Linked DNA regions of Homo sapiens: all the other regions are linked to region 3. The links are chromatin loops, found by intact Hi-C in ENCODE. Cell type or tissue: PC-9. All regions are shown on one strand. Each heading gives the region's core, and the rest is flanking DNA. Links, peaks and the distances in the headings are about the cores only. Region 1 has its middle 200 kb from the start of CDKN2B. Region 2 overlaps CDKN2B-AS1 (CDKN2B and CDKN2A antisense cis and trans regulatory RNA 1). Region 3 has its middle 150 kb from the start of CDKN2B.

Evidence for each region. A loop is a pair of places that touch in the nucleus more often than their neighbours do. Peaks named below come from ENCODE experiments on the same cell type or tissue, not always from the same donor. Only the 100,000 strongest peaks of a DNase experiment are listed, where the experiment ranks them.
Region 1: a loop joins it to region 3, with 2.8 times the contacts of the local background. A loop is called at or near these places in 8 of 110 quality-filtered maps.
Region 2: it touches region 3 in a loop (8-fold over the local background); 3 of 110 quality-filtered maps call a loop at or near these places.

What each region holds. Positions count from the first base shown.
Region 1 is chr9:22,208,582-22,216,547 of GRCh38, reverse strand. No RefSeq gene overlaps it. Among named protein-coding and RNA genes, the nearest start is that of CDKN2B, 200 kb to the right of the region's middle. In PC-9, for the core only: no CTCF peak of the experiment used is centred there; a DNase peak (open chromatin) is centred at 4,627; H3K4me3 peaks cover 601 bases; H3K27ac peaks cover 2,500 bases.
Region 2 is chr9:22,081,408-22,089,373 of GRCh38, reverse strand. The region is part of intron 12 of CDKN2B-AS1 (CDKN2B and CDKN2A antisense cis and trans regulatory RNA 1); the gene reads right to left. Among named protein-coding and RNA genes, the nearest start is that of CDKN2B, 76 kb to the right of the region's middle. In PC-9, for the core only: no CTCF peak of the experiment used is centred there; DNase peaks (open chromatin) are centred at 4,033 and 4,513; H3K4me3 peaks cover 731 bases; H3K27ac peaks cover 2,500 bases.
Region 3 is chr9:22,154,693-22,162,658 of GRCh38, reverse strand. No RefSeq gene overlaps it. Among named protein-coding and RNA genes, the nearest start is that of CDKN2B, 150 kb to the right of the region's middle. In PC-9, for the core only: no CTCF peak of the experiment used is centred there; DNase peaks (open chromatin) are centred at 3,518 and 4,248; H3K4me3 peaks cover 554 bases; H3K27ac peaks cover 2,500 bases.

The sequences.
Region 1 (7,966 bases), core at 3,526-6,025, 52 kb before region 3:
GGGGCCTTCTATTTCTTCACCTTGCTCCAACCCCCTTTCATTCTTTTATTAAAAGTATTAAGTGCTCAGCAGGTAAGATGTAAGCATTAATCTAGGCACTATAGAAACAGTTATAAACAATATGAAGTACTTCCCACACTACTACCACTCCATCTCATGGAGTTTACGTTCTAATAAAGAAGAAAGATAAGTAGATAGACAAATTAATGTGTTAGTAGAGTTCGGTTTTATGAAGAAAATAACAGCACGGCTAGAAAGTGAGTGAGGTGATACTATAGAAAATGTGGCCAGCTGTGGTCTTTCTAAGAAGGCAAGACTTTAACAAAGACTTGGAAGACATAAAGGAATAAGCCACAAAATATCTCAGAGAAGGGTGTTCTGGCTACAAGGAGTGACAAATGCAAAGGTCCTGAAACAAGAACATGAAGGATGTGTTAGATTTTTTTAAAAGGACAATATTTTATGATTTGAGTAATATTTTACCTATAGAATCTTAAATTTTTAACACAGGATTGATGCACTACACACCAGAATATACTAACAGAGCACCTGCTCTGCCAATGCCAGGCTGATTGCTCTGGAGACACAGACTGTTTCAAGAAACTGAGTGAGTAGGCTCTGGAAATTGGAAGTGATCTTAGTATTTAAGTTCAGTCACTCAACTACAATCTCTGAAACTGGGGGAAATATGTTCTGTCTGCATCACGTAATCAAAGTTTAATTTTTTTAAGGAACAATAGGAATGTCACTTGCAAAACAGAAATGGAGGTTTATCTTTCAGAGACTAAAATATTTAAGTAGTCATAAATCAACTGCTTATTTCTCTACTTAGTGATTTACTGCCTTATCAAAGGCATCTCCTTGTTAGCTTTTTATGAGGATTATCGTCTAAAGCCAGCTTCCAAAATTAGAGGCTAATAAATGATTAGTTACATGTCTAGATGTGCCACAGCTGATGTAGGAGTAATAAAAAATCCTCCCCCATTCCCCCATAATTCAGCGGGTGATTAGTCTGTGTCCACTGGCACAATCTTGTAAAGTTCTGGAAATCATTCTGTTAATACGTTCAATACAGACAGCTTGGGGAAAAGCCTCTTCAAAGTGGCTTTTAAGAAATTTAGTAATCTAATTTGGCTGTTAATACTAATCATATTTTGAAGTCTCAAACGTCTGCCTCCTTCTGTCATCTGTTTGTAGACAGAGGCAGATATTGAGGTTTTGATATTTATTTATAATTTTGAAAATCATGGTTTTCTCTAGTGTGCCGTTAGATTTCACCCATCTGGATTCAGATTCCACTAATTTTGGAAGTCCACATAATGCTGACAGTATCATTAAAAAAAGTGATGTCTTTAAGGTAAATCTTTTTTTCTGGAAAATTTTTAAGTACTTTATGCAAAACTATTAGCAAGGGGTGGAGATATTTTATATTGCATTACAGAGCAAAAATGTTTATGTACCTCAGAATTATCCTTTCCAGCCCACTTTAGACATGTTGGTATGTCCTGTGTTGGAAGACATTTAGAAAATAAGTAGGTTAGAGAGACAGACAGACAGACAGACAGACAGACAGAAACTGTTGAACACTCATAGCATGAATACTATAGATCACTAGGACCTCAGGCCTCTTTCTCAAGTTTGCAAGTCTAGAAATTTCATATGTTCAATTTTCTCAGGCTTGATCAGCTTCCTGGAACCTGACTCATTCTAACAATCTCACACAAGAATATTTACAGAAAGTTTACATTTGCAGCCACTTAAAAAATTCATTAGAAGAAATCTCTCAGAGCAAGATCTAAGGCCAATCACCTTCCTTCTCATGGGAGGAAATATTCAGTTGTAATGTTTAGTTGGTAGAGAGAGAATTCAAACCAGAGAAGTTGGTATTCTGTAGCAGATGTCACTATTGATATTAGAAAGAATGGAAAACAGAGCTGCTGCTAAAGTAAGCAAGCTGACAGCTGAGGCAGAAGTGTATCAACAGCAGTATGTTCACGGGATCACCACATTGACGATTCAGCCCAGTTATCTGGCAGTGCATAAACTCAGTGCTGTTGGTACAATCACAGAAGATCAACCAGAGGTAGAATAATTATTGTTAATCTAATTCATATGGGTGTATATGCTGGTTAGTAGTGTTCTTCAAGAAATTTTTCTGGCTTTCCAGTTTCCTGGTACATAGTAGGACTGCATTTCCCTACCTCGCTGATATTAGATGTGAATTCATTGCTTTCGCCAAAAAAAAAAAAAAAAAAAAAAAGTGGATAGAAGTAAAATGTGTCACTTCCAGGCAGAAGCTCTAAGAGGCAGTGTGTTATTTGCTACATCTTTTGTTACGGTTATCATGGAAACACAGGTTGAGATGACTGTAATAAGCAAAGCCCTATGTCAGTCTTTGTTAGACATATATGTGAGAAAGAAATAAGTGATTGTTGGATTAAGCCATTGAGACAGTGAGGTTTTTCCTACTGAAACACAATCCAGTCTATGCTTCCTGTTGTAGTATTCAACCCAATATTTAAAAGTATTTATTTTAAATTGAGGCACCACATTTTTGGAATCAAGATTCACTGACAAGCTAATTAATACATACTTGGAAGTTGACTTGATATTTATATATCTAGAAAAAAAGGGAATTAGAGAGTGTTATAAATGGAAAAGCATGATGAACAATTACTGCAATGTAATAGAGCATTTTCTCTGGCGATTGCATTAGACCTACTTGCCAAGCACCATAGCTCATTCACTGATTCATTTACTTCTTCATTCACTCCACAGATATTTATCAAATGCTGATTATATGACAAGACCTACACTGGATCCTTGGGATACAACCATAAGATAATTGTGACAGTCCCAATCCTTACAAAGGTACCATCTTAGTCTCTTTATTCCTATTTTTTAGATCCTGTGATGATTGCATACTTTCTGCCAATGCATGTTCTTTTTCCATAACTGCTTAGACTACCACTTTTCTTAGTTTTGTTCTTGTTCTAAATATATGTTTTAGATCAATCCCTCTCAAATGATTAGGTTTTCCCCTAATTTATCACAGAATGACACTTTTGTAAAATACCAAAAACAATTACTAGAAAAATATATTGTGCAATTGGATATGAAAGCAATAAGCTATAAGCTATAAAAGCTATAAAAGTTTCTAAATGGTTACTCACGAGTTCTATATTTATTTTTTTCCAGACAGGCAAAAAGTTCATAGACCATCATTTGTCTATGGACCACACTTTGAACACAACTGCTCTGGACAAGCAGGTAGATCTTAAACAAACTATATTTTTTGTTTTCTTTTATGAAACCATCTGCCTCTTAATCACTAAAATTGTGAAGTTTTACACAGTGGATAATTTCTTCAGGGTGGTGTCCCATTGCCCATTCAGCTCACTACATGTATTATTTAGTTAATATTTTTAAATCAATTAATATTTCATATGAATACATTTTTAATATCTACTCCATATAAATGGAAACCAATTTCACTTGCCAGAAATAAAACATAATAAAATGTAACTCTAAAAAGGAGTGTTATGAAGGGAGATGTTGCCTGCCCTGAGAAGAGCTAACATTTCACTAACACCACACTGAAACTTCCTGCTTGACATACTCAGAAAACTGAAAGGGAATTAAAAAGAGAGAATTTTCTCATTATGTGTTTTAATGCCATTTAATGCCTAATTCATGATCCACCTAACATCATTTCAAGGACCAAACAGTAGTCACTCTTTATTTTTTAAAAATAATTTAACTCTCCCATTTTGAAGATTAACTTGAAATTGTCCTCTATGAATACGTCTGTTGACAGTCACAAATCAGTCAGTCATATCATATGGATAACTATAATTGAACAGGGGTGTTAAATACCACCATTTCTTTTCTTAAATCTCTGTCTTATGGACTACTGATGCTGTAGACCACAAACTCGCTTCAGTTTCTGAAAGTAGTATGTTCGCCAGATCTAAATGGTCTCTATGGAATTTTTTTTGAGCCCTAGTACAGCGTCTGGCATATACTAAATACCCAACAAACTTGTATTTCTTCCTTCTTCCATTAACAATCAGCTCCTTTTCCTGATGAGATAGGAAAATATGTATTAATTACTGGAATTCCCTCTTAGGCTCTCTTGTTGTTACAAAGAAAAAGACTGTCAATTTTCACCCACTTCTTTTTTTTACCATTACAAATATTTAATCATAACCCACAATTACAGTATTAGTTATATTACCTAACAGGCCTCAAAAGGTTTGGCTTGGTCTTTGTGTTTTCATAAATGTCCACAACTCTATCCAGCTTACTGCATTGATTTGACATTAGGGAGCAGACTCCAAGGACAGAAGAAGACTCATTTAGCCAGTTGTTTATTCCCCATGAATTGCCTCAGCTAAACACCAGACCAGAGCTTCTGTGTGCACTAGGTCAAGCCATGAATATGCACAGGTCAAATAATTAAACTTGTATAATATTCCCAGAGATGTGAACATGAGAGGAATATTTATCACAATGGAAAGATCCTGCCGCAGATATTTCTTACCTAATGTTGAACTTTTATCAAAGAATTTTTTTTTCAACTAGCTGTTTCAAAAAAAAAAAAAAAGGCTAAACATACAGTGTCTCCTCTCCCCCTTCAGGATACAAACCACAGAATTCCGATGACTCACCCAAAAATAGCTTATGAATATGCCACAGGCGGAAGGGCATGCTGTTTAGTTCTTTAAAACTTCCTGCCAAACTGAAGAAACTGAACATACACAGATATTTGGGGACTAACTCTGAGGAATAATGAGAATTTAATCCCTTGTAGTCTTCAGGGTTAGCAACAGCTTGCCTGACATGTCCGGTTACATCCTGTTTGCTACACATGTGACTCCTCAAAAAAATAATAATATAATATTAATAGCACAATGTTTCATTGTTAAGATTGCTGTCACTGTGCTAATGGCTCCCCAGTATTTGCAGCCATAAGTAGACTAAGTCACTTCTTGGATGAATTCTAAATGAAAGGTTTTATGAAACAAACATATTGCCATTATGACTCTAAAATAAAAAGCCAGGATTCAATGTAAAGAATTTGACGGCAGCATAAGCCCCTAAAAAGGAAAGACAGTAAAGCATAGTGATTGAAATCTTGGCGGTGATTCCCAGTTCTTACACCGATTATGTCACCTTTAGCAGTTACTTGAACTCTCTAAGTTCTAATTTTCCCATATGTAACATAAGGATGATAATAATTCTATCTATGTCTAGGGTTCTTGTGAGGACTAAATAAAGGCATGTAAGCATACAAGGAATACTGCTCAGAAAATAAATTATCCCATGCATTCTCCTTCTCATAAATGAATCTGAAAACCAAAACCATTAGGTGACCTAAGAAAGATCACACACCTCATCAGTGCAGTGCCAAGACGGGTCAGTATAATGCTGTGGTTAAAAACATGGGCTCTGGAACAAGTCCATCCCGAGTTTAAATCTCAGTTTTTCTACTTGCTAGCTGTATAAACTTGGGCAAGTCACTTAACTTTTCTGTCTCTCAATTTTCTCATCTACAAAAGTCAAATAATAATAGTACTTCTCTCACCAGGTTATTATGACAACTTAAAAACGTAATACATGCAACTGCCACATAACAATCAAAAAAATACGATCGATTACACTAACATTGGGAATATCTGGTTCTTCCAAAAGCAAAGGTTAATGTAAAATATATGTCAACAATGCCAGACTTTTTAAACTTTATCTATAAAAACAGCCCTCACTTAAAAATAAACAACTTAAAAATTGGATATAGTTTAATAGTGACCAGAATATTTGCAGATGTCTTCTCAGATGAAGGTACACGTCTTCAATCATGGCTATGTGTCGTATTTTTCTTTTCCTATGAGGGAAAGATAGAAGACAAGCCATTCAAAAACATTTCAAACAACAACCCCAATTGCTGAAAAGTCACTTTGCAGTTTGAAAAGAATACTAACATTCAGCTGCTCTTGACATTTACAAGGAAATGTAAAGCAATGGAAAGGGCACCACACTCCCCTTTCCAGTTCAGGTTCTGCCACTTGGCCAGTCATAATGAAATTACTTGACCTCTGAGTCACCATCTACAAAATAGGGCATTTAACGATGTCTGCCTTATTACAGTTACTACACAGAACAAGTGTGTGCCATGTTTCATGAAATTTAAGATATTGTATTCATGTTGAAGACATAATATTATGCTATTTTAACTAATATATTCAAAACTATTCTGAAACAGTTAAAGGTCAGAAAACTACTTTTGTTCTTTGCTTATTACATATTCACAGGACATAGAGACTCTCATCTTAAGAAATAGTGAAGAAAAGAAACAGGAGAAAATCTTCAAATCCCAGAGGAAAAAAATTGTTTTAAACTTATCACCCTTGACAGGTGATAAAGAGGCATGCAAGACTACACTTTTTTTTTTCTTTTTTTGAGATGGAGTCTCATTTTGTCGCCCAGGCTGGAGTGTAGTGGCACAGTCTAGGCTCACTACAAGCTCCGCCTCCCGGGTTCACACCATTCTCCTGCCTCAGCCTCCCGAGTAGCTGGGACTACAGGTGCCCACCACCATGCCCGGCTAATTTTTTGTATTTTTAGTAGAGACGGGGTTTCACCGTGTTAGCCAGGATGGTTTTGATCTCCTGACCTCGTGACCCACCCACCTTGGCCTACCAAAGTGCTGGGATTACAGGCGTGAGCCACCGCGCCGGCCAAGACTATACATTTTTATATCTCTTGACAAGAATTAACACAGAGTCCCTCACATAGTAAGTGCTTAAGGCATATTTGTTAAAGGAGTAGATGGGACATAAATAAAATTTTAGGAACCAATTTACAATGGACACCACTATAACCCTATTCCAACCCTATTAAGACCTAATTTGAAAGTCACAGATCTAGACCCAGCCATCGATGGCCTAATAGAATTATGTGGCTATAACTGCCAGTACCTCCAAAAAAAGGTTAAAAAGTGGCATAGATAAAAAAGGTCTCCCCATCCCATGATTTTTCTTCCAGGAATAGACTAGACTTTGCCTTTGCATTGTCTGAAATCCTGCAAGTCAGTTGCAATCCCAAATTGTAACCAAATGGTCAACAAACCCTAGAAACCACATTTCCTACCCTCAATAGATAGGATTTCCAAAATGAAAGTGAAAGTATTCAATGGTCTTTGTACTTCATATGTAACATGAAGCACCAGAAGACACAAATGGGAATGTTTAGTGATGTGGGGGTTGGATGGGGGCTTGAATAGATCATGACCCCTCAGGACCCCTCCCACCTTCCAGGAGAGAACTTGCGGACCAGAACCCTGCTTGAAGACTTCAGGGAGCCCCACAATTCAGACTACTCCCTCCTAATCATATCACAACCAAAGATCATATGAAGACTATTCTTCAGAGTTTCATATATCTGCTGGCAGAGCACTTTGGGTGTGTCAGAACCTCACCAGACAGACACTGACTCATTATTGGATGAGAAGCAAAGTGATAATTAGGTTGGTCATATGTAACTTGCCATTGCCAGCCAAGTATTCAAAGCCCTTTCAGAAATTATTCATTAGCTTACTTCCTTGATACCCTGAAATATTCCTAAGACCACAGCCACCACAGACTCCTGCATCCTCTTACCACCATGAGTTTGCTTCTGTCTCCTCTGATGGCTCTCCTAGCATGTTACAGCGACTTCTGTACAAATCTAATGCAGAATCTTGGAGGCTCTTCTTAGTAGACTCTCAGTAAATATTTATTCAATGCAATTCAGTCACATTTAGAGATAGCAGATAGTAAAGATCACTAGATTTCCTAAGTGCATCTGTAAATCTGTTGCCTAGGTCAGAGTGATAGCAAGTTGTTTCCTTACAGAAAAAACAATGTTCTCAAATGCACTGCACTGAGCCTCAACACTGATACTCTATTCACGCATTATAAAAATTTCA
Region 2 (7,966 bases), core at 3,161-5,660, 74 kb after region 3:
ACCTATGAAATTTTTCTAATTCTTTTAACATTTGTTATGTAAATAATTGTATCAGATAAATATCATCAATTCAAGATTTTGTCTTCAACATTATTTTGATCAAGTATCCACTGAAATTTGCTCCAAAGACTATTCTGGGTCTTATTACATAGTTAATGTGTTAGTCCTACAGTTGAATTTTTAACTATTATCTTTTGAAATTAGAGATTGAAGTGATCTACCTAATCTTGTTGCTCATCCTGTGCCTTTTAAAGGAAAAATTATTTGGCTAGAAAAATGTCAGGGGGTGTTTTTAAAACTCATGGACCCTCATAAATTAGAATCGTGATATTTTTGCACAGTTGACAATGTAAAAAACAAATGCCAAGTCTTTGGGTTTCTCTTTGGCTGGACAAGCAGGTGTGTGGTATGCTGCTGATGCTGATCCATCCAGACACTCAAGTTCAGACAAAGGCAATCCAAAGTTCCCAGTCACTTCTGTTTATTTTAGCAAAGGGACTCATGTGAACTCCACCCAGGCCTGGGAGTCTGCTTACCCAGGAATAATTTTTACTAGGTACATACAGTGGTGTTTCAAAGTTCATAAAGATGACTTTATAGGGTTGGGTGATTTTCTTTTATAGAGCCTGATCTCATTTCTTGAAGCCTCCTGGAAGGCAATATCACTGTAACTTATGTCTATTTAAAGTAGCTATTGAGAGGACAGTAATTCTCCACTTTGGTGTATTTAAATTAACATACCACTCTTACTAATTGATAGAAATATTCAAAACCATGTTTTGCACTTAACCGCAGTTTGGAGTGAACTGAATCACACGGTAACTTGTAAGAGAACACATGTAAAATATACAGAATGCTGGTTCTTAGCCTAGGGCCTGTGAACCTACTGACCTTCTGTGGCAATTCTGTGTGTGTGTGTGTGTGTGTGTGTGCTTGCACATTTGTGTATGTGTGCAATTGTGCATTCTCCTGAGTAGAAGAACCATGGTTTTCCAGAAATTCTCAATGGGGCACATGATTCCAAAAAGGTAAATACCACTGACATGGAGAGAATAATAAATTATTACTTGTCCTTGCTTCAATATCAAGTATAATAAAACATTGCAACATTCGCTTCTTACGACCTTTCATAATCCCAGCAATCGAAGGCTGATTGCTCTTTAAGCCCTTCTCTTCTCCTCAGGGTTTCCTGGAGCTTCACTCCAGTATGTATTGTTTGGGATGCCAGGCCTAAGTCACCTCCAAGGGGAAACAGAGCACACCAGATGATTTTAGAAGTCACTGCATGACATTTAGATAAATTCATATATTAACAGATATCCTCCTTTCTTTTAGTTCTTCTGATTGTGGCAAGGAAATAGTCTCAGTCAGTGGAAGGATTATTTTACCACTTCTATAACACTCCCTAGTCTCTCCTTTCAACAGAGACAGCAAGCCACAAGCTCAGAGTCTTCATAGGAAACTATATCTGGCAAATATTTAATAACATTATTTCACTCATGGCATTTCTTTTTATGACAATCTTCTATTTAAGGCAAATGATATCGGTTTTCAATTTATAGTTAGTGAAAAAGTTTCTCTTCAAAATAAATGGATATAATTTTTTAAAGGAGAGACAACTTAAGGAAAAATATTTCTATTAGTGCAGATGATACAAGGATATGACAAAATCAAAGAAGTGGTATGCAAATGACAGAAATTAGGAAAACATCAGACTAAACAATTGCTAATCAAGTCATGCTTTTATTTTCAAAAGATTGACAGTCTATTCAATTTATTTAGGACAAATATTATAATCAGCAATAGAAATTTCCACTAGGCATTTCTGAAAAATAAGCATAAACTGTGAGAGATGCATTTAGCATTGATTAGTTAGGATGCTTTCAGGTACTTGTAATAAAAAACACAACTAAAAGCATCTTTAAAAAACTAAGGATTATTTCCTGATGGTTCCAGGGTAGATTCAGTCAATGGTTCAATGTCATCAGGGATCCAGTTTCTTGCTATACTGTCCTCTGCCACCGGTAGCATGTAATTGTATCCTCAGACTTGTCCCCTCATGGTCTGAAGATGGCTTCCATAGCACCAACTCTTCACCCAACAGTGACCAGAGTCAAGAAAGTATAAACCACAACTTTTTGGTCCCCTTCAAGGGGAAAGAAAACTTACCTTAAAGTTTCCCATATTTGCCCTCCCATTTCATAAGCAAAGTTGCACCTCTTCTCCATATCTAAATCAAACATTTCCAAGAAAAAGGGGAGTTACCACCATGGCCTTAGGCTACTCCTGATTCACTACAGGGGCTAAGGAGGGGCTAAAGAAGATCATGTGACTAGTAACTGACCAATAATGGGGTTCTCTTGGCAAGGAAGTATGAAGAAAACTTCCCTGCGTAGGCAATTCACATGGCTTGCCATAGTGTGCATTAACATAGGTTGTAACAATTCTGGAGGGGCACAGAGAGGCTGATAATTAATGTTGGAAAAAATATTATTCAGAATCACAAATAAGTAATACAAATCTGGGCCATATGGATAAAATACACACAGTAGATACAGTTTGGAAACTAATCGTTTATTAAGATTCCAGATAAAATAAGATCTCAAAATAAATAAATGGATAGATAAATAAATAATCTCTGGGGTTCAAAAAATATTGATTGGCTGGTAATCATTCTCCCCTATCCCAGCTGCCTCAGACCCTGTGAGCAGGAGAAAGATAAGATAGGGCAAACCAGGGCAATAAAAATGTGGGTTACTGTTATTGTTTTTAAGAATTTCATATTTTCTAAAAGCTTCAGAGAAGTCATGGGAAAAAAAGAATATTATTGAACTCTAGTAGACATTTTCACTTTTTAACTTTCAACTTACATGTGAGATAAGTGAGGGGCATCTTCATCTCACGTGTGCTTGGGACTTGTAAATGTTTTAATCTGGCCCTGACGGGTAAATTTCTCTCCAAAAAAAACTGAGGTTAGATATAAACTTCCAACTCACCTTTCTCAAGTTACTTGTGTTTTAAATACTTTTAATTATGCTACTTTTTAAGCATAATTCTTGGCTTTATTCTCTACTCCAAAAGGAGCAGAATAAAATAAATGGCTGAGTAGGATCTGAACTGAGATATGAGAAGAGAGGAAGGGCCATTAAACAAACACTGATCAAGCTCCTTGGGGCTATCAAGTTCTTTGTATCTATTCTGATTTTCATCTCAATAATAACTCTACCACATTGAGATTTTTATTCCAATTTTAAATATGTTGAATTAAGGGATAGAGTAGGAGAGTGATTTGATAAAGTTTATAAATCTAGTAATAGCAGAATGAAGATTTAAATTCTGGAAGTTTGAATCTTCTGACCCCCAAGGTTCATCTTCTTTCTGTTGAACTATCCTGCCTCTCGAGGGTTTGTGTTGCCAAATACTTAAGGACAAAATCAAGAGATTGTGAAATTGAATCAAAGAAATGGGCTACGAGATGCAAAGAAATAGAAAAACAAGTCAAAACCTAATCCAGGCAACAAATAGACATTTGGCACAGGAGACCTGGACACTTGTCTAGACATGGTCAGAGAAAGGAGGGAGGTCAAGGATCAGTAGTGACTCCAAGATACCCTGAGATATAAAGAGAGGGACTTTTTTTTTTTTTTTTTTTTGAGACGGAGTCTCGCTCTGTTGCCCTCGCTGGAGTGCAGTGGCACGATCTCGGCTCACTGCAAGCTCCTCCTCCAGGGTTCACGCCATTCTCCTGCCTCAGCTTCCCGAGTACCTGGGACTACAGGGGCCCGCCACCACACCTGGCTAATTTTTTGTATTTTTTAGTAGAGACGGGGTTTCACCGTGTTAGCCAGGGTGGTCTTGATCTCCTGACCTCGTGATCCGCCCGCCTCAGCCTCCCAAAGTGCTGGGAATTACAGGCGTGAGCCACCGCGCCCGGCCAGAGAGGGAACTTTTATATGTTCCTTGGTGTGGGGCCAGAACAAGATGTAGGTGTGGCTAGGTCCTTGGGATAAACAGGCACACCTGAGGAATAAGGAATGCACTTGGCAGGGTGGGGTTGGGATAAGCATACCTTGAGGGTAAGCTTGCTTTTTCCCAGTTAGGTGAGATTTCCTTTACCTCATACAAATTAATCTGTGGGCAAACTAGCTACCTAACTCTTAATTAACTGATAAACTTTTTTCTCCTTGATCATAACCCAAGTATTGGAAATGTATAAAGAAGTTCTTTATAGATAGAAGTTCTTTTTGTCATGCATTTTAGTAACCACAGTTTATTGGGGATTATCAAAGCTATGAGAATGTTACCATATTTGAGTTCTCTGTGGAAAAATGTTCACTCTACTAACATTTCTCCTGTTCTCATACCAAAACACTGTGCTGGGGTTGCCTGAGTTGTCGTCTGGGTGTTCGTGTTATCTTAGATATCTGTCACTTATGGAGATTAAGTATCATATTACAGCTGCTGGCTCAGATGATTCCACAATTTCAGCTGTATGACTCAGCTTGTGGAAAAGAATGCAATTTCTTTAGTGTATCAGTTTTAACCAGCCAGTCTTCATAATGAATGCCCTGTGCATTTTTCACAGCCCTACTCATTCTTACAGTGCTACCAAGAAGACATGGCAAATGTCTGTATTTACCTAAACCTAAAGATAAACAATGTTACTGCTGAGACATATTTTCAATCTGGGATTACCAAGAACCCATTTTAGTTTCAACCCAAAGTTGGATATGCCCCACAAAACAATTTGGGAGGTCAAATCATGCAACAGAACTCCCAGAGACAAAAACCCATATCACACCCCTGCCCACCCCCTTTCTCTGAGAGTAAAAAAAATGTAGCCTACCCACATGCTGTTAGACAAAGGCTGAAAGGTGCTTTGATCAGGCCAATACTCTGCTCCCTGGGAAGTACACAAACTCTTCTATTAAATATAATTTACTACATGGCCAATTTCTCAAGAGAAATTCAACTGAGTTTTAAATAAAGTTTTCTGTATTTAAACATAATATAAAATTAACCTGCAAAATTTAATAGTGGTAGATTATATTGCTTCTTTTACGAAGGTAATATAGAAGTTGTCATGCCTGACCTAGGAACAGCCCTTTTGTGAAATAGCCCTAAAGCTCTAAGCCTAGAGTCAGAAAGAGACTTGGGCTCAAATTCTGGCTCAATTATTTGACTATATTACCTTGGGTGTGTTACATAACCTGCCTAAATCTCTTCATCTAAAACACAGGAAAAATAAATTTTACTTTAACAATTGTTGGTGTGAATCCAATGAAATGGTGCAAGTAACTACTTACAACAATGCATGAATCTTAAGGAACTGTTAAGAAAGGTAATGTAAATTTTAAAAGCAAAAGTTTCAATCAATGGTCAGAAAGAGATTTAAGATCACAAAGATGTAAAGTGATTAATTATTGAGGGAAAACTGAAGTTTTGAGTATTTTGAAAATTCCATGTAATATATAGCGCCATCACCACCCAAACACCAGTGTCCTCCATATCTAAATCTACAGCCTTGACCTCTGTTCTAAGCGTTAGACTCTAATATCCAACTAAATCCACAGGACCAGTCCATCTCAACACATCCAAAACTGAACTCAGCATCTTACCTACCCTCCAAAAACTTCACTGAGTCACAAAATTCAGAAACCTGGATGCCACCCTAAAATCTTTTCTTTCTCTCATTCTCCACCCCAAACATCTAAATATAGGCTGATCGAGCTGTGGTTCTTGAACCTGGCAGAGCTTCAGCATCACCTAGGGTGCTTTATAAGAATACCAAGTTGTATTCCAGAGATTCTGATTCAGAATATTCAAGGTATGCCATGGGAATCTTCATTCAAAAATAAAAACAAAACCTCCATGAGAACTGGCTACTCATTGAGATTTGGGAGCCACTGTTGTAGTATACCTTCTTACCATATCTCATATCTGTACCTTCCTCTCTGTCCCAGCGGTAGCATTCTTACCTCTGACCCTCCTGTCTCTCTTGAATGAAATCATTCCATAAGTGGGCACTCTGCATCCCCTGCACTCCATCCCATTAATTCATCCTTCCCAGTGCTTCCAGATCCATTTATCTAAACCCAGCCTTCAGAGAAAAATACATCTAAATTCAAATCCCTGCTTTGCTAATTACCAGGTCTATAGCCTTGAGCAAGTTAGTTCATCTCTGTATGATGCAATTTTCTCATGAGAAAAATGGGAATCTATTAAATGTGATTTAGATGGGATAACATACGTATAGTTCTTAGTACAGGGCATGGCATATAACAAGCTATTAGTGTTATTATCATTATTGTTTTTGTTATTATGACACAAATCTAATCATGTAATTCATGTTACATGTCCTCTTCCTGCTACCAGCCTTCTTTTCTGTGACAGAACCCCAGGATTAGGCCTTCTTGATTCCAATTGGCTTTCTCAAGCCTGAACCTCTAATGATCACTATCATGAGCCATCTTCTAATATTGCACCTGTCTTTCCAGATTTCTTTCCGTGGCTTACACCTGATTATATGGCTTAGTCAAATGGAAATAGTCTAATTTGGTTTATCCCCTGCCCATGTCTGACTTACCTAACTACCAGCAAGCTAGAGTCGGGTATCCTCACTCTACATGAAGTTGGTAAACACAATCCTCTACATGTTTTCTATAGTTCCCAATTTACTACAGGTATAAAATATACATAATTATATGCTCCTCCTTAAAAATAAAGTTCTGACTATTTCCTAGCCAGTACTTAAAGCTTAAGCTCCGATAGCAATAAAGTACTGGCTACGAATTAGTCAGAACATCAAAATCATGATACGTTTATCTATTCCTTCATTCAACAAATTTTGGAGTGCAGTGGGATTAAGATATAATGGACTCAGTTCCAAGTCTGGCTCTGTAGCTTTCCACATGTGTGATCTTGAGCAAGTTACCTAATGTCACTGGGCCTCTATATCATGATCAACAAAAGGAGGAAATAACATTTTCTGATGAGATTGATGTGAATAGTGAGCCACTAGCACACTTTATGCCTTGTACAAGAAATCAAAACACAGTTATGCTGCTACTGTTATATAAAGAGCAATAATGAGGGTGATGACAATGTCATAACATATCACTGCTTTCAAGACCCGCTATAACTAGCAGACCAGCAGAAAGAGAAAAGTACAACCAGACCAACAGGCCCAAAATTATAAAAATCAACTCTGCAGTAAGACTGGCCTGTAAGGGAAGTGATTAATCTTGTGAATTAAAATGTTAGGGAAAACAAGTGAACTGGGGACCAGTTTAAAGAGATGTCATTTTCTTAAGTATAGGTAGGTCTGGAGGATGAGACCAACAAGAGGTCAATACCTTTATCAGGGAGTAAAACTTGGGTTTCAGAAAGGTGCATGGTGGTTGAAGCAAGACCCCAGCCACAGGCTGGGGGTATATGAAGGAAAGAGGAGACAGAGTAAAAAAAACTCCTGGGAAAATACATTTGTAGAACACAACAACCCCAAAAATGATGATGATAGCCAGCTTTCACTGAGTGTCCATTAAGGATTGGGTGCCATGTTCTTCCTTTCTACATTTTCCCTATTTTTCATAACACTGTAAAAGATTGGGTGCCAGATGGGGAAACTGAGTCAGAGGGAAAAGTGTCAGAGATTTTTTCAAGATTACACAACTAATAGACAAGCTTCCTAGGCTGGAGTCTAATCATGAAAGCACTTGAAGGGGGAGTTTCAGCTCACTGATCATGGGCCTGTCCCAGGGGCTGTGTTGAATTAATTTGCATGCTGTGCTCAGACCCACAACTTGTTCCCATTTCTGTAATCCCTAAAATCTCTTTTCCTGGGATCAGGCCAGGCAGGGCCAAGTCTCTGGAGTAGAGAAGAACTTAGGTGACTCAAGTGTCAACTTTGGGTTGGTAATACCTAGCCTAAACAACTCTATATTTCCAAATCAGACAAGAGTTCACT
Region 3 (7,966 bases), core at 2,035-4,534:
AAACACATCTATACATCTAATATCACATTTTAGTATACATGTATATACACACAAATAAATTAGGAAACTATGCGGTAAAAATCATAAAAATTATTTCCTTATTAAGGATCAAATATGCAGTGTTTTTGTTTTGACATACAACTCCTCCCCAGTTGCAGCTTTATCTAGGCAGCCACCCGCTCAGCTCCTTCCCTTACTTCACTTCTCACCCTCTCCCATGCCATCATTCTCCCGGTCCTGGTGAAGACATGGTCTCTCTTCCCCCTTTCATAATAGCTGCTTCTTAACCTCCCTACTCATGTAGTGCATTGGGAGATGATTAGGGTCTAAGTCTTCTCCAAGACCCCCAACAGTAGCTAACTTGCCCCCAGATGATACTAAGCTACTCTGGTTATGTTTATGGGTTATTTGGGATTATTGGTGACCTTCCAACACTTTGCCCCCACTCCACCCGCAGCACACACACACCACACACCACCATCATCAACACTTAATTTATATTTGACTTTCTAGAATCAAATATATATCATTTAATTTATATTTGACTCTCTAGAATTTTTCTGCATTTCGCATTCCAAGTGGCTCTTTAGCTTATATTTCATTGTACTTAATGACAAGAAAGTAATTTCCTCTTGAAGATACATCCTATTTGATAGTTTGAAATGCTGAAAAATAATTCTCATACAAATCCAAACTCTCCTTTTGGATGATATTAATCTGAGTTTTATTTTTCTTCCCCTTGATCAAAAATTAAAAATAAAAATAAACACCTCCTCTAATTCCTTTTCCGTGGTGAAATCAGCTCTTCAGATAAGAGCCTAAGAAAATCAGGTTGTACTTCAAAGACATTATACTAGGTCTCAAAAGATTACATATGGTATGATTCCATTTCTATGGCAGTCTCAAGAAGCAAAACTATAGGAACAGAAAATACATCAGTTGTAGCGAGGATTTGGTGGAATGGAAGGGAGGTGATATGTCTGAAGATAAAGAGGCAAAAAGAATTTTGGGGAGTGTGGAAATTTTTCTGTATCCTATTGTGTTGATGTTTTGTTGGTTACAATAAGCTTTGCATGTATTAAAACTCAGAACTGTAAACCAAAAAAGGCAAATACTACTATATATATAATTTAAATGTTTTAAAATTTCTATTTTGATCTCTTATTATATGCCAGATCTTTACATAATTTTTCATCTTAATCATCATAAGAACCCAGTGAAATAAGTAACAGTATTATCTCCATTTTTCAGATAAAGAAACTGAGACACAGATTTACTAACTTGCCCAAGGTTACAAAGCTTAATGGAGGTGACCTTGGATTTTAATCCAAGCAGACTGACTCCAAAACGAAATATCCTTACCACTACCCTATGCTATCTCTGAAAAGAATGAAAAAGAACTTCATTTACCCTCTATCAATGAAACTAAATGACTTATTTAAGGAGCAGAATACCAGATATAACTATATGGGCATAATTTAATGTGCAAATGGAGCAGAGCACATGCCACCAAGGCAAACACACACATATATCTAAGCCCACAAAATGTCTTAATTGCTGTTTTAATAACTAATTACACTTTCCAATTTCCAATTGTCTTTGCAATAAAATATCTTCCTGTTTACATAATAAATGAATTTCAAAGTCAATTTCTAATTTCCTTTTTTTTTTTTTTTTTTTTTTGAGACAGAGTCTCGCTCTGTTGCCCAGGCTGGAGTGCAGTGGCGCAGTCTCAGCTCACTGCAAGCTCCGCCTCCCTGTTCCCGCCATTCTCCTGCCTCAGCCTCCCAAGTAGCTGGGACTACAGGCGCCCACCACCATGCCCGGCTAATTTTTTGTATTTTTAGAAGAGACAGGGTTCCACCGTGTTAGCCAGGATGGTCTCGATCTCCTGACCTTGTGATCCACTGGTCTTGGCCTCCCGAAGTGCTGGGATTACAGGCATGAGCCACCACACCTGGCTGTCAATTTCTAATTTCTAAAGAAAATCTTTCTGCAACTACTCCTTAAGAAATCAGTATTCCAATGCAAAGAAATTACAATATATCAATTGGAAGCTCAAATTACTTGTTTAAAAATTCAAAAAATTTAATTCCACTCCCCCTGCCTCTCTAGTTCCCCAAAACTAAATTCTTCTGGATATTTTTTGGAACTAAAACCTTTTAGTAATGAGGCAAACGGATAAATACACCCACATCTGGTGGCTTGTGGTCATTCTTACATATTCATCTAGGTCTTTCAGTGCCTGCAATCAATATACCCACAAACTCCATTCCAGGCACTTTACAAAAACAAAGCTGTCTTCTGCAAAAGTGATACATGGTATACCTTATATTTTAGCAGCAACAGCAGCAGTAGCAGCTCAGGAGAGAAAACAGAGGGAAACAATTATTATGGTTTTTAAAACTAAGAGTTACAAAGAGTGACTATATTTAGTAAGCACTATTTTGAGATGATAAAGTCTACTTAGTTTTGGTGCAAAAAGTTGGTTGAAGGATATTTGCATTTGGATTTTAACACTCAACACTCAATCATGATTAATTTAATCACCTTAGTACTATGTCCAAGATGGATTACACACATAATTATGTATATGTTCTTTTCCTCCAGGCAAGAATTATCTGGGGTCCATGTGACATTTCTGCCTTGAATCTGCCTTTCCTGACACATTCAAGGGTTTGATGAAGCTATTCGCAGCCCACCATGAAGCTCTTTGCAGCCCACTATCATCAGCCTCCAAACACCTTTAGTCTGAACCCTAAGATTCAGAAATAGTTTTTCTAATGAACTCTACTGCACTTTATGTAAATACAATTATATTTCATACAGTCATATCAAAAAAGGGAACCAAAGAGAGATATGTGGAAAGAACCTAGTTGATCTTTGGAGTCAAAGGACCCTATTCATCACTCATTTACCATCTGTGCAATGCAGAACATGTTTGAATTCTCCAGTTTTTCTTCTGAAAAAGCATTATACCTATATTTATCTTTTAAGGTTACTACTACAATCAAGTAAGATGTTGTTGGCCTAACAAAGTTCTTGGTACAGACTGGGTAACATAAGAATCATAATTATATTTACAACCAGTAAAAGAATTTATAATTACAATCAAGAAAAGAAATCCTATAGATAGAAAAGCATTCATCTATAGCCATTTGCAACTTTATTTCACAATATTTCCTTGGGCAAATTTCTCTACACCCTGCCCCAATATCAGGTTTTATCTTGTTATAAACCCGTAGGATTTTTAGTGTTTATCATGAGTTACCAGCATGTCCACCATGGAATACAATGATTTTGGTTTATCAAGTCAGGCTGGCTAGAGGAATATTTTAGAGAAGTAAATGACTTTGCAACCTGATGCAGCTAGCAGGGAGATTGCACAACCTTAATTCACAAGCACAAGCACACACACCCACACACCCAGGAAGCGTGGGGGTCTTGTGGAAGTCAGTAGCTTATCTATTATGTACACTCCGGAGCTGTAAACAAGACCATGTGAGGACTCAGCTAGAATGCTTCCTCTGAGTCAGTATTAAACAAACTTCCGAACTATTAGGGAAGGAAATAAAGCCACTGTACCCCCAAAGACACCCAGGACAGAGTGCCAGGGATTATGGGAGTTGTTTTTAATATTCTGCCAGAGACTGATGCAATGATTAAAGGAGGTTTTGTAATAAAAACAACATACTGCTTAACAATAAATAGCTAGCATAAATTAGAATGGGTTGTAATCTCATAAGGAGTGTCCTACCAGAAATTTACATGACCAATTATGTAAAAATAACAAAATGTTTTGAAAATCTTTAGTGCTGTACTTCATAAGAATGCTAGCACAACTTTTTGTTTGGTAACAATTACTTTAGTATCATATCACAGTATCTATTTTGATTCAGGATAAATCACAGGCAAAAATCTCATCAATGGTAAAAATAATACAACACCAGGAAATCACAAATTCTCAAAAACAGTACAGCATGGGGCAGTGGAGAAGACTCTGGCTTTGAAATCAGAAGTGTTCAAACTACATTTTCTAGTTTTGTGATCTTGAGCAAACTGTATCTTATGAAGATATCATTTTTTCATCTATAAGATAATGACATTCACAAGGTTCTTATTAAGATCATATTAGATATTAGATGAGTAAGCACTTTGACAAATATGTAGAGCTGTATGAATGTGAGATATAATGACTCACTGCTTTAACCTGTAAAAGTCCTCAGGTCAACTCAAACAGAGTTAGAAAGAAATCAGGTTTAGAATGCTCTGGAATTGTTTTTCTTGAAGGCTAATGAGTTCTAAAGCTTGCCTCTCCTTTGGCCTGAAGTAAGTACATTTTTATTTTTAGGAAGGAAAAAAAAGATGGATATCACCTGTAACTGAAAATCTGCAGTTATAACTTGATCCTGAGAATGCAGATGCTCTTACTTACACATAGTCTTGTTTCTGAGTTTTAGAAGACTGAATACAGAAATCACCAATCATAAAAAGGAGGAAACAAAGCATTTTAATTTCTTTCAATGTCCACAAAGTAGAATGTTTCATTAAGTGTTGTCTGGGTGTTCAGACAGTAAAGGACATTACCATTTCCGGCAACCCAAAACTTGACCTCACATTTGGACTTCTGACGGTAAACTTCCTGAGAGGAAATTAAATACAGAGAACCTCTTCCAGTTTGGGATACCGGTTCTGCCAAAAACACCGTGAGAAACACTTACACTAAATTAACTTTTTGAAATTTACCCTTAAAATACTAAAGCTAACAGAAAGGGCAGTGTATTTTTTTTTATTTAGAATAGGGAGTGAAATCAAAATCAAATATGTCCAATATATCCTTTTCTCCTTTTATTCCTCTAAAAATTTGTTCTACAGTAAGATAAAAGAGTTCTTCCTTGCTTTCCTATAATATCTTTACTTGAACTCTAATCTCTAGGCCTTAAAAATGAAAACATTCAATTGAAAGAAAAAAAGGAATTATAGCAGACATAATTTACATATATGACATATATAAATCAAAATAAATATGACTTGTTCACCCTACTTTTATTACTCAAGCTACCCAGGATCATTCAGGCTCTCTTTCTTATCTAAGGTGTGGTTCACCTTCTGAGTTCAGTAGACAATTTGAGAGGTCAAATAGAGTCCATCCTTCAGGCAGATGAGACACTGCCCTATTTTTAAAAGACTTCTAGAGAAGGAAATTCCACAAGCTTCCTCAGTTACACATTCCAGTATCTATGAACCTCACTGTCTGAAAATTTTTCCTTTTCTCTTATCTAAATCCCTCATACTGCAGCTTAAGCCTATTGCCTCCTGTCTGGTCCTTAATGGAGATCATCATCATCCTTCACAGATCAACCTCCTCACTCTAGGCTCCTTTCAGATTCTGCAAGCCTGGAACCACTTGATTCCTAACTCTCCTTATTCACAACTCTTCAATCATTATTGTTATTTGCCTATGATTTTCTTCCAAGTTGTTTTTCTCCAATCTTGTTTTCATTTCAAATACCCTTTACAAATAATTCTTTAAAGAGCAAAGGAAATGAAAATTATCCAGTAATTTTACTACACTAAAACAATCTTCTTTCAATTTTCTTTGTTCTTGCCCTGACTCTGTAGACAGACATTGTAACCATACTATGTCATTTTATTGAATTTATTCCAAGTTTTAAAATTGTTAAGTTTCCCAACCCAGGACGCGCTTAAAATGAGCTACTTTATCATTATAATTTTGACAACGCTGGTATAAGGTTTGTGATCAGAAGAATTTTCTCTATCATTCAATGTATTTAAATGATGACTAGCAAGTACTGGGCTGGGTTCTAAGAATTTAGAGTATTTAACAAATAGTTCTTGCCCACAATCAGGTCTTAACAAAACACTCAGCCAATTAATTCGAATTTTAAAACGATTCTGTATTGGTGATTTCAGCATGTACCTAAACTGTGCAACCTTAGATGGGGGGCTGAGAGAGCTGGATCTTGGGGAGAGCAGAGGCTGCAGAAGCCAGGAGTGAAGAGTCACCTGGCAGGTAATCGGAGGGGTAGAGGGTTGTGATAAATTACCACAGCATCCGCTATCTACTGGGAGGCCAGAGCACCTAAGGACAGAATGCTCAGTGCAATCCATAGTTTAACTGGGCCTCTGTGGGAGGATATTTTGTCAAAGTCTGGGCTCAGTGGCAGCTGCCTCCCAAATATTTTCTGAATTGTAGTAAGAGAGCTTTGTTACCAGAATGAAATGGCAAATTGGTACAACTGGAGAATAAGTTAATAGGGTAATGTGACTTCGAGGTAAATCTTGGGAATTTACTTAGTAATTGATGAAACCATCTAATATCATCAAGAGAGCAACAACATTAAAGTAAAAATTGGTTCCACTACCATAACGTCTTCAGATAAATCCCTCTTCAGTTCTCACCCTCAGTTTCTTCACCTATAAAAGCAGACATTTATGGTGTATCCTAGAACTAAGATTCCAGGAAATAGCAAATATTAAAAATGACACATTATCCTTTCAAAAACTGAACATATAATCCCTTCCTTAATGTTGGGATTTTCACTAATTCTTAGGCCTAAATTTTTTTTTCCAGAAATCTCTTTTATTTCTTTAGATATATAAAACACTGTTACTTTATATTCTCTCTGATAATTCCAGTATCTGGGTCTACAGAGTCAATCTGTTGCTTCTGCTGGATCTCATAGTGTATTGTTTCCTTGTGGTGTTTATGAATTTTTAAACCTGGAGATCTCATTTTCTTTTCTTTCTTTCTTTCTTTTTTTTTTCTTTTTTTTTTTTGTAGAGATGGGGGTCTCTCACTGCGTTGCCCAGGCTGGTCTCGAACTCCTGGCCTCAAGTGCTGGGATTCCAGGCGTGAGCCACCACGCCTGGCCGAGATGTTCCTTTTCCTTGGAACTTGATCAACACAAAATCCTGAGGCCTGTCGTGGTCGTGTTCCTCTGGGACAGATTCTCAACCGGGGACACTTCTGCTCCCAAGGACACATTTCGACGTCCTGAGACATTTCTGGGTGTCATAACAGTGTGCACGCATGTGTATGTACCTGCACACGCTACTGGCACCTCGCGGATAGAGCCCAGGGACGCTGCTCACATCCTGCACGGAGACTGACCTGCCCAGCGTCCCTAGGGCGGGCTCCAGGTAGGGTCTGCATGTGCCTCTGCCAGCCACCTAGACCCTGCCAGCCGGGGCCACTTTAAATTCTCCCCTCGTGGTCTCCAGGGCCACACAGTAGCCTGATTTCAAGCTGTAAACTTGGAGGACCTATTTTTTTTCACCTTGCACGGAACACCAAGGCTGAAAGGCAGTTTTTCCGGAGGTGCCAGCCTGTCTCACATTTCCGCTTCAGCTGCGGGGTCCAGCTCTATGTGGGCGGTCTCCTGATGAAGTCACCCCGGGACAGACACTGTTCTGTCTCCTGCTTCCAGTCCAGTAAAGATACCAGGATCCCCCAGGGCATGGCAGGCACCCTCAAAGGCAGACGTGGGGAGGCCCTGGTGGGCAGACCCCAGCCTGCTGACGGGGGGCTTCTCCCCAGCTGCCACTGGCCCACCCACTGCGCTGCAGTCCACCTGGTGCTGGGGCTGTGGGGCACAGGCCCTCAGGACCTGCTCCCTTTCCTGCCCAGGAGGTCCAGGCCTGGCATCCTTATGTCCCCTGGAAAGCCCACTCCCTTCTTCAGGGTAGGAGGGCAGCTGCATGCTGGGCTGACTTGGGCCTGTCCTGGGACACTCCTGCAGGCCAGGTGCAGCAGGGGATGTGGCTCTGTGGGGTTGCTGTGGGCAGGTTAGCATGGAGCTGGGCTCTGGAAGGGAGTTGCCACACTGCCTGCCAGGACCCCTCCTCTGAGACAGGTGCCTTGTGGGACAGTGTACCAAAGTGCCCTGGACACGAGGGGGCCCTGCGCTCCACACAATCTGACCCCGCATCGGGGGCCCTGCGC